Linked DNA regions of Homo sapiens: region 2 is linked to region 1. A link is a contact called in ENCODE Hi-C or POLR2A ChIA-PET data. All regions are on one chromosome and are shown on one strand. Each heading gives the region's core, a stretch centred on a gene start or an enhancer-like site at or near the end of the contact. The rest is flanking DNA. Distances are from core to core; before and after follow the strand shown.

What was found. Hi-C counts contacts between places; a loop is a spot of excess contacts on that map. ChIA-PET counts read pairs that join two places held with the same protein, here RNA polymerase II (POLR2A). Pooled maps may share reads with other maps.
Region 2: a pooled map shows a loop between it and region 1 (3-fold over the local background). The contact joins the promoter of RPL34-DT here to the enhancer-like site in region 1. A Hi-C loop is called at or near these places in 5 of 50 pooled maps. POLR2A ChIA-PET finds 5 or more read pairs at or near these places in 2 of 52 experiments (CD4-positive, alpha-beta T cell and T-cell).

The regions. Positions count from the first base shown.
Region 1 is chr4:108,429,857-108,437,146 of GRCh38, forward strand. No RefSeq gene overlaps it. Among named protein-coding and RNA genes, the nearest start is that of RPL34-DT, 190 kb to the right of the region's middle. Within about 2 kb of position 4,040, at least 2 of the 41 ENCODE cell types and tissues checked have a DNase peak (open chromatin) inside an H3K27ac peak, as active enhancers do; they include CD4-positive, alpha-beta T cell, where a contact is called at or near this core.
Region 2 is chr4:108,618,438-108,625,477 of GRCh38, forward strand. It overlaps RPL34-DT (RPL34 divergent transcript), which reads right to left and starts at 2,020. Exons shown (of 4, transcript NR_026968.1): 1 at 1,871-2,020. RPL34 (ribosomal protein L34) reads left to right here and starts at 2,139. Exons shown (of 5, transcript NM_001319236.2): 1 at 2,139-2,163; 2 at 3,514-3,587; 3 at 3,668-3,767; 4 at 4,078-4,181; 5 at 6,691-6,933. The coding sequence starts at 3,523. The coding sequence ends at 6,775. RefSeq lists enhancers at 1,677-2,876, 2,102-2,151.

The sequences.
Region 1 (7,290 bases), core at 2,790-5,289:
CCCAGGAAAAAAAAAAAGTTGCTAACAGGAACATCACAAGATTCCATTGATGAAATGTGTTGAACCAAACCATGTATGATGACAACTAGTGGGTGGAAAACATTTCCCCAAATCAGAACTGGGTATCTACCCTCCACGTTACTTCACTGGATGCCAAAAGGTTATCTGTGAGGAACTAGGAAAGGAAGTATATTTGAAAACATCACTGGAACTTGTATACAACATCTTAAGGTGTTTGATCCTTTTATGAACTGTTGACAGCTTTTCGCCATTGAAGTCTATATGAGATTTGCCAGCCAAGTGAAAGGAGGAAGCAGGGCCAGAGTGCTTGACCAAGGAACCCCTAAGAGCTGGTTAGATCACAAGACATGAGATGACCAGGGAGAGGAAATGGCCCAGAATTCCATGAAATGCTCAGGCATCTGTATCAGCAGTTTCATCAGACCTATTTCGGCCATCCAAATGATTCTCTTTGAGTTTCACTTCCAGTATCATCTTCATTCAAGGATCCAGGCAAATGTGAATTCCCAGAGCACTCAGAGAAGCATGAAGTAGCTGAGGATTATTAATAATCATTACAGTGCACTAAATCAGTAACGGCACTGAATCAGGCCATCGTGCAACACACCCTTTTGTGTTTATTAATGGTCATGACAGTTGCTTAATTGGGATAGTAGTTCTGTTTAATTGGGACATATTTAGTGCTACTCAGGCCAGGTATCTTCCTCTTGCTCCTGCCAGGTCTGTTTGTTCTTCACAAGTTTCTCAGTATTTCTGTGGAATGTGCCTGATGCCAGCTGGTCTCCTAAGCCTTCCCACGCTGGGAAGTCTTCTGGGCTGTGGCTTCTGCCTGGGACGTTATCGTCGGTGTTAGATTAACAAGCCATGACTTAGAAGTCCTTTGCTTAAAAATGAGTATGTCAGGCTGAGTGTGGTGGCTCATGCCTATAATTCCAGTGTTATGGGATTCCAAGGCAAGGGAATTGCTTGAGGCCAGGAGTTCGAGACTAGTTTGGGCAACATAGTAAGACGCCATCTCTGTAAAAAAATAAAAAAAAAAATTAGCCAGGCATGGTGACATGTGCCTGTAGTCTTACCTGCTCGGGAGGCTGAGGTGGGAGGATCACTTGAACCTAGGAGGTCAAGACTACAGTGAGCTAGAATCATGCGACTGCACTCCAGCCTGGATGACAGAGTGAGACCCTGTCTCAAAAATAAATAAATAAATAAAATGAGTGTGTCATGTGCATGTTTAATGCTGACTCTAGCATATAATGGATACTTATAAATCAATAATTATGCAACGTTATCTTCATTAGTATGGAGAAAGGAATCTTTTCTCAAACCCTCTCCATCCATTGCCACTACTGTTAATCTTGGGTTCTGTCTCATTTCTCACCTCATTGCTCCATTTTTATAGCCAGCTCACCTTTCTGACCCAGGCTTTGGATTTTCCCACAGCTCAGCATATAGCTCAGACTCTCTATAAATACGTACCTCCCTCCTTAGCTCCTTCCAAAAACTGACCTTGTGCCTTCCTCGTTGTCTGGGCTCCATGTCCATTCGTGACCCATTATATGTTAAGTTCCCACAGACACTGATGTAAACACAGACCTCTTTTTCACTGATGTCTCCTGATCACTCTTTTCATCACATGGTGCCCTTCTGCCCGTCAGACTGTATCATGGCAGGATGATTCCACTTGCGTTGTAAGTTCCTACAATCTTATGAGAGTCATTAGTTAAAAAATGATATTGTAAAAGTAATGCTGATGTTATAGACAGCCAAACAACAGCATAGAGTTTGTAAACAAGTTTTCTGAAAGCTTATAGTACATCAGACATTCACGATTTGGAGAAGGAGGCCATGAATTCTACATTTCCATACCCATGTTGCAACCACCTGACCACACTCAACAACCATAGGAATTCTTACAAAAGCCTGATTTCCTTCCAAAATAATCTGCTTCAAAAAAAAAACTTAATTATTTATTTTGCTTCATTCAATAGGACTCAAATTATGTTTGTTTTTTAAAATAAGTTTGACTTATTTTCATATTAAATTGCTTGATCATTTCTTTTAAGTTAGTGAGGACTTTCTGTGCTTTGAAGTAGTTTTTGGCTTTTTTGTTTTCCTTTAGGGTATGACAAACTATTACATTGTCTGGAGAATTGGGGACTGGATCAGAGAGGCAAAACAAGTGGAGCTCAGGGACATGATTTCTAAATAACAATTCTCATGTGAATGCTCCTACAATATTTCCCTTTTACTCATGTTTTTGTGTTGGTGTTTTTGTTGTGGTCTGGACTGGGGCAAAAAATGAAATAGTAGATCCAGATGTGAAATACATCTTTTGAAACTGATGTAGGGGTGTGTGTGGTGTGTGTGTGTGTAAAATCAAAGGGTACTTCTGTAGTTAAAAGCTCTGAGATAAGAAAAGAAAAGGTGAGGTGGAGGGAAAATATTTTACTACTGAACCCCATCCTTATGGATCTAACCGTCAAACAGCTTCTTTCTGAAAGTATATCTTCTCTATTACACAAATGATGACTTTGGCAGGTTTTCAGTTTTAAGATATTACATTGCAGATCTTAATTTCTCTGGTTTAAGAGTGTGTGATCATCCCCTGAAAGCAAGAACTTTGGAGTCAACAGATCTGAGCTCAGACCTGACATTAGCTATTGATCTTGAACAAGTCACTTTCCTTCCTGACTTTCAGTTTCTCCATAAAGCAGAAACAACAAAACCTACTTCCAGGGTAATTATGAGTATTCAATGAGACTATGTACATAGCACAGAGTGTGGGCCCTCTTGGAATGTTCCATGCCGTGTAAGTAGGTGAAAAGTGTCCTCTAGCCCATGCTGTGCCTAGAGAGCACCCAAAAGGCTGACTTGGCTACTGTCTCTGCCCTAGTGCGCAGTGGGGCCTGCTGCTGGGGAGGCTGCTGACCCTAAGCCGGACTTTATTGCAGCTTCCAGATTTAGCAGGACTTATTACTAAAGATCTCAACACCAAATCATCTATATCCTTATATAATACCCTGTATTCCATGGATATTTAACTTTTTAACATGTCAACTGACTGACTTGACCTAGTTGAGCAAGGTAGGCAGCCAATGCATAGTCTTCTACTAGACTGTAATCTCCATGGTGGCAGGCATTGCATGTGTTTTGCTCACTCCTCTATCTCCAGAACCTAGCACAGTTCCCCAAACCTGGTAGTGAGTCAATAAATATTTTGTTGAATGACTTAATTACAAAGTCCAGCCACAACCTAAGAAGATGGCTTGACTTGATGTTTTAAGGAGTTGCACTATGAAAGAATGGGGAGTTCTCTGGAAAATTCACTTCCGCTTTCTTTAACAGGATTCGAGAATAAGTCTCTTTTTTTAATTTTTTTTAATTTTTATATATATATATTTTTCATTATATTTTAAGTTCTAGGGTACATGTGCACAACGTGCAGGTTTGTTACATATGTGTACATGTGACATGTTGGTGTGCTGCAACCATTAACTCATCATTTACATTAGGTATATCTCCTAATGCTATCCCTCCTCCCTCCCCCCACCCCACAACAGGCCCCGGTGTGTGATGTTCCCCATCCTGTGTCCATGTGTTCTCATTGTTCAATTCCCACCTATGAGTGAGAACATGCAGTGTTGGCTTTACTGCTCCCAATATGACTGTTGCATTTTTTCCACCTAATGTAATTGGGTAGAATGGGGTTTCTATTTTCATTTTTGAGGCAAGATACAGATTGCAGCCTCATTAAATTTGTACCTTTCTTGCAAACCCAAACAACACTTCTTACTGCCTCCTGTTTACTAAGGATAAGAACAGTACAAGCAGACTTCAGATGAAACAAACTCTACAGTGGTCACCATCAGAGAACATTTAGTGAAATACTTAGTATGAAGGGATCAGTAGTGAGGAACACTGGGGACTCTTGGAACTTTTCTATGCTGCACAAGAGAACCACATCAGAGGGCACTGGCAAGAATTGATACGTTAAAAAAAAGTTCTCTACCTGCCAGGATGGGTGTAACTGAGTCAGAGGCCAGAAAAGCCGGAGGAAAAGGAAGGAAGCAGGGTGTGTTAGCCACATGACTAAAGTGATAGGGCATATGGTTCTTAAGCAGGAAAAGACGCGTAGGCTGGACAAAAATGTAAACATTGGTGGCGTGTGGAGTATTCAGGAGGGCTGGAAATAAAAAGCTTTGTGAGTCTGCTGAAAAGAAAGTGTGGCTTTGATGTGGAGCACATTTTCAACTGCAGCAGGGTTGCCATCTCTTGTGGTTGCCAAAATAATACTTAAACGAAAAATAGGAGGTTGTTCTTTGCTTAGGGGTGGCCTGTAGGAGGAAGAATCACAAGCATTTTCAAGTTGAAGAAGGCACCATTAAGACACTTCAATGGAACCAATAAGTCCAGTCAGTAGCCACCAAATTCTGCCAGGCCATTTTAGCAACTACCAGACCTCCAGTTTGATGACTGGCAGCCTCTGCAGCAGCAGATGCAGTTGAAGAGTCTGGGAGATGCCACTGTCCAGTTGAAACAAGGACTGCTGGGTGGACTTCCTTAAGCCACCCTTCCTTATCCTCAACCTGGATCTCATACTGGGTCTTCAAGCCTCAGAGGAAGGATGGATAGTCAGCCCTCTTAGAGCCAATTATCCCTTGGGGGAATATGGGAAGAAGCATGATTCTGCAGTTAGAAAGTACCTTGGCCAGTGGGAAGTTCTTTTAGGGCTCACTTCACATCTGCCTGAGCAGAAACACAGTCAGCCCTCCATCAGCCCTCCCAGTCCCTGGATCTGCATCTGGATTCAACCAACTGTGGATTGAAAATATTTGGGGGAATAAAAGCAATAAAAATTAACAATACACCAATAAAAAGTAATAGAAATAAAAAACAATACAGTATAACAACTATTTATGGAACATTTGTGTTGTATTAGGTATTATAAGTAATCTAGAGATGATTTAAAGTATGCAGGAGGAGGTATGTGCAAATACTATGCCATTTTATATGAGGTACTTGAGCATCTGCAGTTCTGAGTATTGGCAGGAGGTCCTGGAACCAATCCCCTACCAATACCAAGGGATACTGTATATTCAGGCCATATGAACAAGGGAAGAAAACCCAGCAGTGGGATTCACGGAGCATGATTGTTACTGCAGCTCACTTACTAACTAGCTTTGTGACCTTGGACCAGTCATTAGACCCTCCTGCACCGCAGCCTCTACACTCAGAGGGTAGAACCAGATAATCATCCAGACCCTTTCATTTCAGAACACCATGGTTCTGTGATTTACAGGAAGATCATAAGCTAGGTTCCATTCTTGCTTCTCTGTATAAACTTGGGCAAGTTTTTATTCCACCCTGTCCCTCAGCTTTCCCATATGTAAAATTGAGTTACTCATACTAATTTTACAATATTTTGAAAACTCACAGATGAAAGATATTAGGCAAATGCTGGTTATCATCAAAGCCTTAAAGGCAATTTTAATAACTTAACTTTTCAATATTTCATTGGAGATTAGATATGAATCCCTGGTAATTTTCTTTTTTAATTATACTTTAAGTTTTAGGGTACATGTGCACAACGTGCAGGTTTGTTACATATGTATACATGTGCCATGTTGGTGGGCTGCACCCATTAACTCATCATTTAACATTAGATATATCTCCTAATGCCATCCCTCCCCCGTCCCCCCACCCCACAACAGGCCCCGGTGTGTGATGTTCCCCTTCCTGTGTCCATGTGTTCTCATTGTTCAATTCCCACCTATGAGTGAGAACATACGGTGTTTGGTTTTTTTGTCCTTGCAATAGTTTACTGAGAATGATGATTTCCAATTTCATCCATGTCCCTACAGAGGACATGAACTCATCCTTTTTTATGGCTGCATAGTATTCCATGGTGTATATGTGCCACATTTTCTTAATCCAGTCTATCATTGTTAGACATTTGGGTTGGTTCCAAGTCTTTGCTATTGTGAATAGTGCCGCAATAAACATACGTGTGCATGTGTCTTTATAGCAGCATGATTTATAATCCTTTGGGTATATACCCCGTAATGGGATGGCTGGGTCAAATGGTATTTCTAGTTCTAGATCCCTGAGGAATCGCCACACTGACTTCCACAATGGTTGAACTAGTTTACAGTCCCACCAACAGTGTAAAAGTGTTCCTATTTCTCCACATCCTCTCCAGCACCTGTTGTTTCCTGACTTTTTAATGATCACCATTCTAACTGGTGTGAGATGGTATCTCATTGTGGTTTTGATTTGCATTTCTCTGATGGCCAGTGATGATGAGCATTTTTTCATGTGTCTTTTGGCTGCATAAATGTCTTCTTTTGAGAAGTGTCTGTTCATATCCTTCGCCCATTTGTTCATGGGGTTGTTCGTTTTTTTCTTGTAAATTTGTTTGAGTTCTTTGTAGATTCTGGATATTAGCCCTTTGTCAGATGAGTAGGTTGTGAAAATTTTCTCCCATTTTGTGGGTTGCCTGTTCACTCTGATGGTAGTTTCTTTTGCTGTGCAGAAGCTCTTTAGTTTAATTAGATCCCAGTTGTCAATTTTGGCTTTTGTTGCCATTGCTTTTGGTGTTTTAGACATGAAGTCCTTGCCCATGCCTATGTCCAGAATGGTATTGCCTAGGTTTTCTTCTAGGGTTTTTATGGTTTTAGGTCTAACATTTAAGTCTTTAATCCATCTTGAATTAATTTTTGTATAAGGTGTAAGAAAGGGATCCAGTTTCAGCTTTCTCCATATGTCTAGCCAGTTTTCCCAACACCATTTATTAAACAGGGAATCCTTACCCCATTGCTCATCTTTGTCAGGTTTGTCAAAGATCAGATAGTTGTAGATATGCAGCATTATTTCTGAGGGCTCTGTTCTGTTCCATTGATCTATATCTCTGTTTTGGTACCAGTACCATGCTGTTTTGGTTACTGTAGCCTTGTAGTATAGTTTGAAGTCAGGTAGCATGATGACTCCAGCTTTGTTCTTTTGGCTTAGGATTGACTTCGCAATGTAGGCCCGTTTTTGGTCCCATATGAACTTTAAAGTAGTTTTTTCCAATTCTGTGAAGAAAGCCACTGGTAGCTTGATGGGGATGGCATTGAATCTATAAATTACCTTGGGCAGTATGGCCATTTTCATGATATTGATTCTTCCTACCCATGAGCATGGAATGTTCTCCCATTTGTTTGTATCCTCTTTTATTTCATTAAGCAGTGGTTTGTAGTTCTCCTTGAAGAGGTCCTTCACATCCCTTGT
Region 2 (7,040 bases), core at 770-3,269, 190 kb after region 1:
CTTAAGGATACAATTTTTTCTTTCCATATGTATAACCATTTTTCCCAACTTCATTTACTGAATAGTCACCAATCTTTCCCCACCAATCTGATATATTACCTTTGTCATATACCAAAGTTTCATACATTTATTATTATTATTATTATTATTGAGATAGGATCTCATTCTGTTGCCCAGGCTGGAGTATGGTGGCACAATCATGGTTCACTGCAGCCTCAAACTTCTAGGCTCAAGTGATCCTCCAGCCTCAGCCTCCTGAGTAGGTGGGACTAAAGGTGTGTGCTACAACACCTGGCTAATTAAAAAAAAAAAATTTGTAGAGATGGGCGTCTCGCTATGTTGCCCAGGCTGATCTTTAACTACAGGTCTCAGTGATCTTTCTGTATCAGCCTCCCGAAGTGCTAGGATTAACAGGCATGGGCCACTGTACCTGGCTGTCTTTGAAGTTTTTAATAAGATTGCCATATCTCTCTCAAGACTGATCAAGAAAAAATGCAAATACAAATTTAAAGAGAGGGAAAAATAGTATTATGGAACTGGGTTAAGTACCTTAAGGGAAAACTACAACAATGAGACCACTATTCTTATCTACTTGGGTGGGGGAAGGCACGGACAGAGACGTAAACAACAGCATAGTGTGCCAAGGGCTCCCATCTCCTGTTCTCTTCTGCTCTGCAAAGTCTCTCTTAAAATATAGAGAACATATTGCAAGTAAATACATTCATTAGTGCATTTATTCAAAAACCACATTTGTCTCTCTATGCAAGCTTCCATCTCAATGCCTGGCACAGAGACGAAAAGGATTTCAGAGGACAAAAATCAAAGGACTGGAAAGGAGGGAAGTAGCTGATGACAAGGTCGGGGGAGAAGCAGCTATTTGAGAGTGAGCAGAGGGAAGGATATAACCAGAGCCTTCCATCTGGTGTTGTGACAAAGATGGCAGTGATGTGAGGCTTGATAGAATCAATAGGCCTCACAGTTCAAGACAGACTACATGCCCTCAGTCACTTGCCTGCTTTCTTGGTTTGCTAGATGGATTAGAAATACTAGAAGGAAAGTTGAGTGGGTACTGGGATATCCTATCCAAATCCTCTCTTCTGGGGCAATGCAGCTGCCTCACAGCAACCACGTTGTGGATCACCTGACCCCGCCTTTCTCAGCTTCCTGGAGGTGCATTCTAAGAGCGCTCCCCATAAGCCAACACTCAAGTCTCTTCGAGGTGTGTTTCCAGGGAGCCTGATCTAAGATTAAAAACTTAAAGGCCCCTTTTAGAATTGTCTTTTACAGCCCAGGCAAAGAGTTCTTTACTTTTTTAGAGGTCATGAATCCCTTTGACAAGGTGATGAAAGCCAGGGACCCTCTTCTCAGAAAAATACACACGTGCGCTTAATGTAAAATTTTACATACTGTTTTAAAGGTTAAACTTTACCACCCATGAAAAGCCTCAAGTAGTTCTTTGTACATAATCATAAGATTAGCAACCATTTACTGAGCACTTCCTCTCTATAAGACCCTGTGCTAAGTGCTTTAACTTCATAATGCCTTTGATCATGACATAACATGGCACGGTAGTTCCTAATATCTTCCTTTTAGAGATTTAAGGGCTTGCTCAAAGTAACATAGCTAATAATTAGCAGACACTGGATTAAAATCCCAATTTGTTTGTAAAGCTTGTGCTCTGAATAAATGACAAGGAAAGAGAAGGGAAGGTTGAAGAAGGGAAGGTTCTTGAAGGTCCCTGGTCCTTGAAGGTCCCTTAACCATAAATGTCAAGAGTTGGGATTTAAACCCAGGTCTAACGCCAGAGCTGGCGCCCTTTAGATTAAAAGTGCAGTGTCCATGACAACGAAAGAAGTTGATTTTGTCCCACCTTTGCTCTTTGCGGCTTTTCATTTGCGTTTGTTTCCACAGCGATTTCCAATAGATTTCTGCGTGGCCTTGACACAGACAGCTAGTGTGAATCCCCGCCCACAGAGGGGCGGCACGTTGGTTGCCGTACAACGTGGTGGTTCCCTGCATCTCTGCCCACGTCGGAGAGGTGCGTCGGCTTCCGTACAACACGGATACTCTCTCTCTGACGCAACTTCCTGTCCTGCGCAATTCTATTTGACCTTTGAACTGGCAAAGGCTTTTTTCTTCCTCTTCCGGGGACGTTGTCTGCAGGTATGGATGTTGTTCTCTTTTCCCTGTCTTTATTTCCTTACCAATCGGCTGCCATCCGAGGAGCTGAGGAAGCCTAGAGCTCTCAGAAGCAGTCCTTTGAGCTGGTGTAGGGGTAAGGGGCACAACAGGGAGGTTGGTGGTGAGGAAGTTCCTTACTTTGATCTTTGGAAATCCCTTGTTCCTGGTGGCACCTCCAAAGCCGTGAGTAGCCACAGCTCACCACCCGGGACTTTGCTGCATTCCAAGTGTAGCGTTTGGAGACTAACGAGTTGTGGTTTGGCGGTTTGAGTCTGGAAAATCGCCAAACGTTTTCATATTTTACACCCACGTTTTCACAGCACGCCTGTACGTGTCCTTAGTCTTTGGGAGGGCAGGGTCCGGCGAGTTCGGGTGGTTTCGCTATTTGGCTTCTGCGTCCAAGGCCCATGTCAAGGAAGAGAAAAATGTGTTAGAAGTTTCTGTCTTGCTTTTGGAGATGCAAACAGAATAATGGCTTCATAAATCACTCGCACTGGTTTTACGTGTCAAGTTTTGGTGTCTGGTAATTCTGTTTTAGTTTAATTTTAGTGAGAGGCTTGTGACAACAAATGAGGTGGTTACAAGGGGTGGAATGGGAAGATTAAATTAGTTCAAGTATTGATTATGTTTTACGTTGGGTAGTTCCCTTAACGAAGTTGCTCGTATGCATATCTGTATAACCGATTTGCTAAATAACATCACGATGTTTCCAGAAGTGGGAAGAAAGCAGGTGCCATAACCCAAAGAAACTTGTGTAATATCAAAATTAGTATTAAAGGGTATGCCTTTACGCAGGTGGTGCTTTAGGGCAAGACATTGAACCCTGATATGTGCCAGGCATTGTGTTGGGACGGATAGCCCACGTCGTTTAATCCTAATGACAGCTGTATAAAGTAGACAGAATTCCCATGTTAGAGATAAGGAGGCTAGCTCCTTGCCCTTTATATTCCCAGTAAATGGCATAGCTAAGGATTCGACTTCAGAGCTCACTTTTTGTGCTCTTTGTTTAAAGCGGTGTTTCTCCAACTGGGCTCGTGGCACTTTTCTGGACACCACTCCAAACAAAATTAGACTCTGAGTAAGGAGCCTGGTCATCAGAACGTTAAGGAAGTGCCACGTTTGATTACCATCAGGAAAGCTAACATTCTTGGCCTCTTGTTTATCAGTCACCTTTAAATACAAGTAGTTTTAAAATGTGGAATAATACATCTTAATTTAAGGGTGTTACATACAAGGATATGTATGTGAATGAAATAGACCACATGATACTGTTTTGAGATTTTATTTACTTTTACAATGGAAAGATTTGATGTTACTCTATTCTTAATTTAGGCACTCAGAATGGTCCAGCGTTTGACATACCGACGTAGGCTTTCCTACAATACAGCCTCTAACAAAACTAGGCTGTAAGTATTTCTGAAAATTTTAAGTATATATTGTCATTTACTCTACAAAATGCTGACCTACTGACTGTTTCACTTTCTAGGTCCCGAACCCCTGGTAATAGAATTGTTTACCTTTATACCAAGAAGGTTGGGAAAGCACCAAAATCTGCATGTGGTGTGTGCCCAGGCAGACTTCGAGGGGTAAGTGTACCTTTTACTGTGTGCAGCCTAACAAGTCTTGAACTTACTGAGCTTTCATCCCTTGACGATGGAATGAATCAAGGAGAGGTTACCACTAAGAGGGTTCAGAATTACTAAACATTCATGAGCCAAATCTGCCACGAACATAGACTTTTTAAACCAATCTGAGAAATGCAGTGAAATGCCTTTCAGATAAATGAGTACACCATTTCCCTTTGTAACCTACTTTAAACTTGCCCTTAACACTTAACAAAATTTAGGGAAATTTCTGTTAAAGCATCACAAAAATCTTAATATTTTTCTTATGCAGGTTCGTGCTGTAAGACCTAAAGTTCTTATGAGATTGTCCAAAACAAAGAAACATGTCAGCAGGGCCTATGGTGGTTCCATGTGTGCTAAATGTGTTCGTGACAGGTAAGTTAAATGCTTAAATGGGCTTTCCTTAGCAAATTATTGTGTGTGTTATACTGTCTGCTGATCAGTACAATGGTGAAGCAACTCATTTTAAACCAGTTGCATGCTTTAGAACCCTTTCTTTGCTATGGATAATTGATGCTGCACAAAGCAGGAAATGATATTCAAAGTAATAATTTGGGGGCATATTTATGCTAGATGTGGAGATTAAAAGGAACTTGGTTTTGTTCAGGAGGTGGGTAAGAAAGTCTCTGTTAGTGGTTTGGACAAAGATAGATGGAGTGTGGAAGGTGTTAAAAGTGTAGGAACAGAAGAGTTGTGTATTCTCATGTGCGGAAGGTGTTAAAAGTGTAGGAACAGAAGAGTTGTGTATTCTCATGAGCATAGGGTTGCAGGAGATGATGGACAACAAAGGTAGAAAAGCCAGATTATGGCCAGGTGTGGTGGCTTATGCCTGAAATCCCAACACTTTGGGAGGCGGAGGCAGGCAGATACCTGAGGTTGGGAGTTTGAGACCAGGCTGACCAACATGGAGAAACACCGTCTCTACTAAAAATACAAAAAGGTAGCTGGGCGTGGTGGCGCATGCCTGTGATCCCAGCTACTCAGAGACTGAGGCAGGAGAATTGCTGGAAGCTGGGAGGCAGAGGTTGTGGTGAGCTGCGATTGCGCTATTGCACTCCAGCCTGGGCAACAGGAGCGAAACTCTGTCTCAAAAAAAAAAGGGAAAGAAAGAAAAGCCAGATTATGAGGGGCTTTACAGAATAAAAGGTAGATTAGCTTAATTCTTTTATTGATTGATTGATTTTGAGATGGAGTCTCGCTCTGTAGCCCAGGCTGGAGTCCAGTGGTGTGATCTTGGCTCACTGTAACCTCCGCCTCCCGGGTTCAAGCAATTCTTCTGCCTCAGCCTCCTGAATAGCTGGGACTGCAGGCACATGCCACCACACTTGACTGATTTTTTGTATTTTTAGTAGAGACAAGGTTTCACTGTGTTAGCCAGGATGGTCTCTATCTGACCTCATGATCTGTCAGCCTCGACCTCCCAAAGTGCTGGGAATACAGGTATAAGCCACCGCACCCAGTCCTAGCTGAGTTTTTAAACCAAACCTTTTGACACCAAATGCAGGCTTCATTCTGCATTTTAGGAGGTAGATTGTAAGAGAACAGTAGGAGATACTACATTAATACAAATAGGGGATAAATATAGCTTCTGTGATACACAGCAAAGCTTAACTATGATTGAAGTTTAAAGGAGAAATTACTTGCAAATAACTAGGAATGGCATTTGAGTTGGAACCTAAATGATGGGCAAATTTTGGACAAAAGGCAGAAAGGGCATTCCAGGCAAGGAAAGTACGGACTGATCTGGCACATTGTGGGTGAGAAATGGAAGTGTACATTGGAGATAAGTCATGAGTTTTAAGCTGAAGAAGTTTGGCTTTTTTTCCCCCAGTCTTTGGTTCTAAAACTTTGCTGAACACAAAATCAGATGGGCACATTTATTAAAAATACAAATTCTCGGGCCTTATCTCCTGAAGATTTGAATTTAGGTTTACAGGATAGCCTAGAAATTAGCATTGTTAGCTGTGATGCTGAGCAGGTCTGCATGTGGTCTGTGCTTTGAGTAAGTTAAGGGAATTTTTAAGTGATTCAGTTGTATGTGTCTCTGATAGGATCACATGGGGGAGATTTGAAGAAATTAGAAAACCCAGAGTTTTGAGGGTAGGGTTTGATAACCAGGTTTACCAATGGGAAATGGGGTGGGGGAAGGTTTAAGTTGAAGCAAGAGGAGTGCTTTAAACTCTGGTGGTAACTCTGATTTAACAAATGCTAGGAAGACCTGCTTTTTGCTAGGTCCTGTGCAACACTGTAATGATAGTGATCCATAAAATGCACTCCTAGATGGAGGCTCAAAGTCTAGAAAATCTTTCCAAATTTAATCCTCATAAACTCCCTGTTAAATACGTGTGAAACTATTTTGTGCCTTAATATAGAGAAGGTAACTTGTCCAGTGTGCAGCTAGTGTGTGGTGGAGTTGGCCGTAAACAGGTTCTAAAATCCTTGCTCTTGGTGAGGTGTCTCTTGCTAATATCCCTTTACCTTTTAATTTTAGTTCTTAACACATAGCCCCTTATGTGTTGTTTTTTACTGGGAATTTTCAAAAATATGGTTAAAATATTCTAAGACATTTTGCAAATCAAGAAATACCACTATTCCTGGATCCTAACAATAAATTAGAGCTCTCATAAGTGGTCTCCTGTGGGGATGACTTCATAGTTTATCTTGACTCAGAAGGAGGACAGATAACTACTGGCATGAAATTGAAGGATTATCCTGCTTTAAATGAATTTCACCTTTTAAGTTTTACTCTGTATTTGTGTATCCTGTAGTTTCCTGGGTTCCCTGATTGCTTTGCTTGGTTCTTTACCATGTTTGCCTTCTCTGTGCTAAATAAAAAATGAAGTTCATTTTAAAGAAATGATTAATTTGGTATTTTCCTTTCTAGGATCAAGCGTGCTTTCCTTATCGAGGAGCAGAAAATCGTTGTGAAAGTGTTGAAGGCACAAGCACAGAGTCAGAAAGCTAAATAAAAAAATGAAACTTTTTTGAGTAATAAAAATGAAAAGACGCTGTATGTATGACTTTTTTTTTTTCTGTTGTAATGTGTTAGTATACAGATTTTGTTTCTGTATGGTATTTGGGGACCCTATAGTTTTTAGCAGATTACTTTTTCTTGTTTTGTTTGTTGTTTGTTTGTTTTTGGTTTGGTTTGGTTTTTTTGAGACGGAGTTTCTCTCTTGTTGCCTAGGCTGGAGTACAATGGCAGGATCTCGGCTCACCGCACCCTCTGCCTTC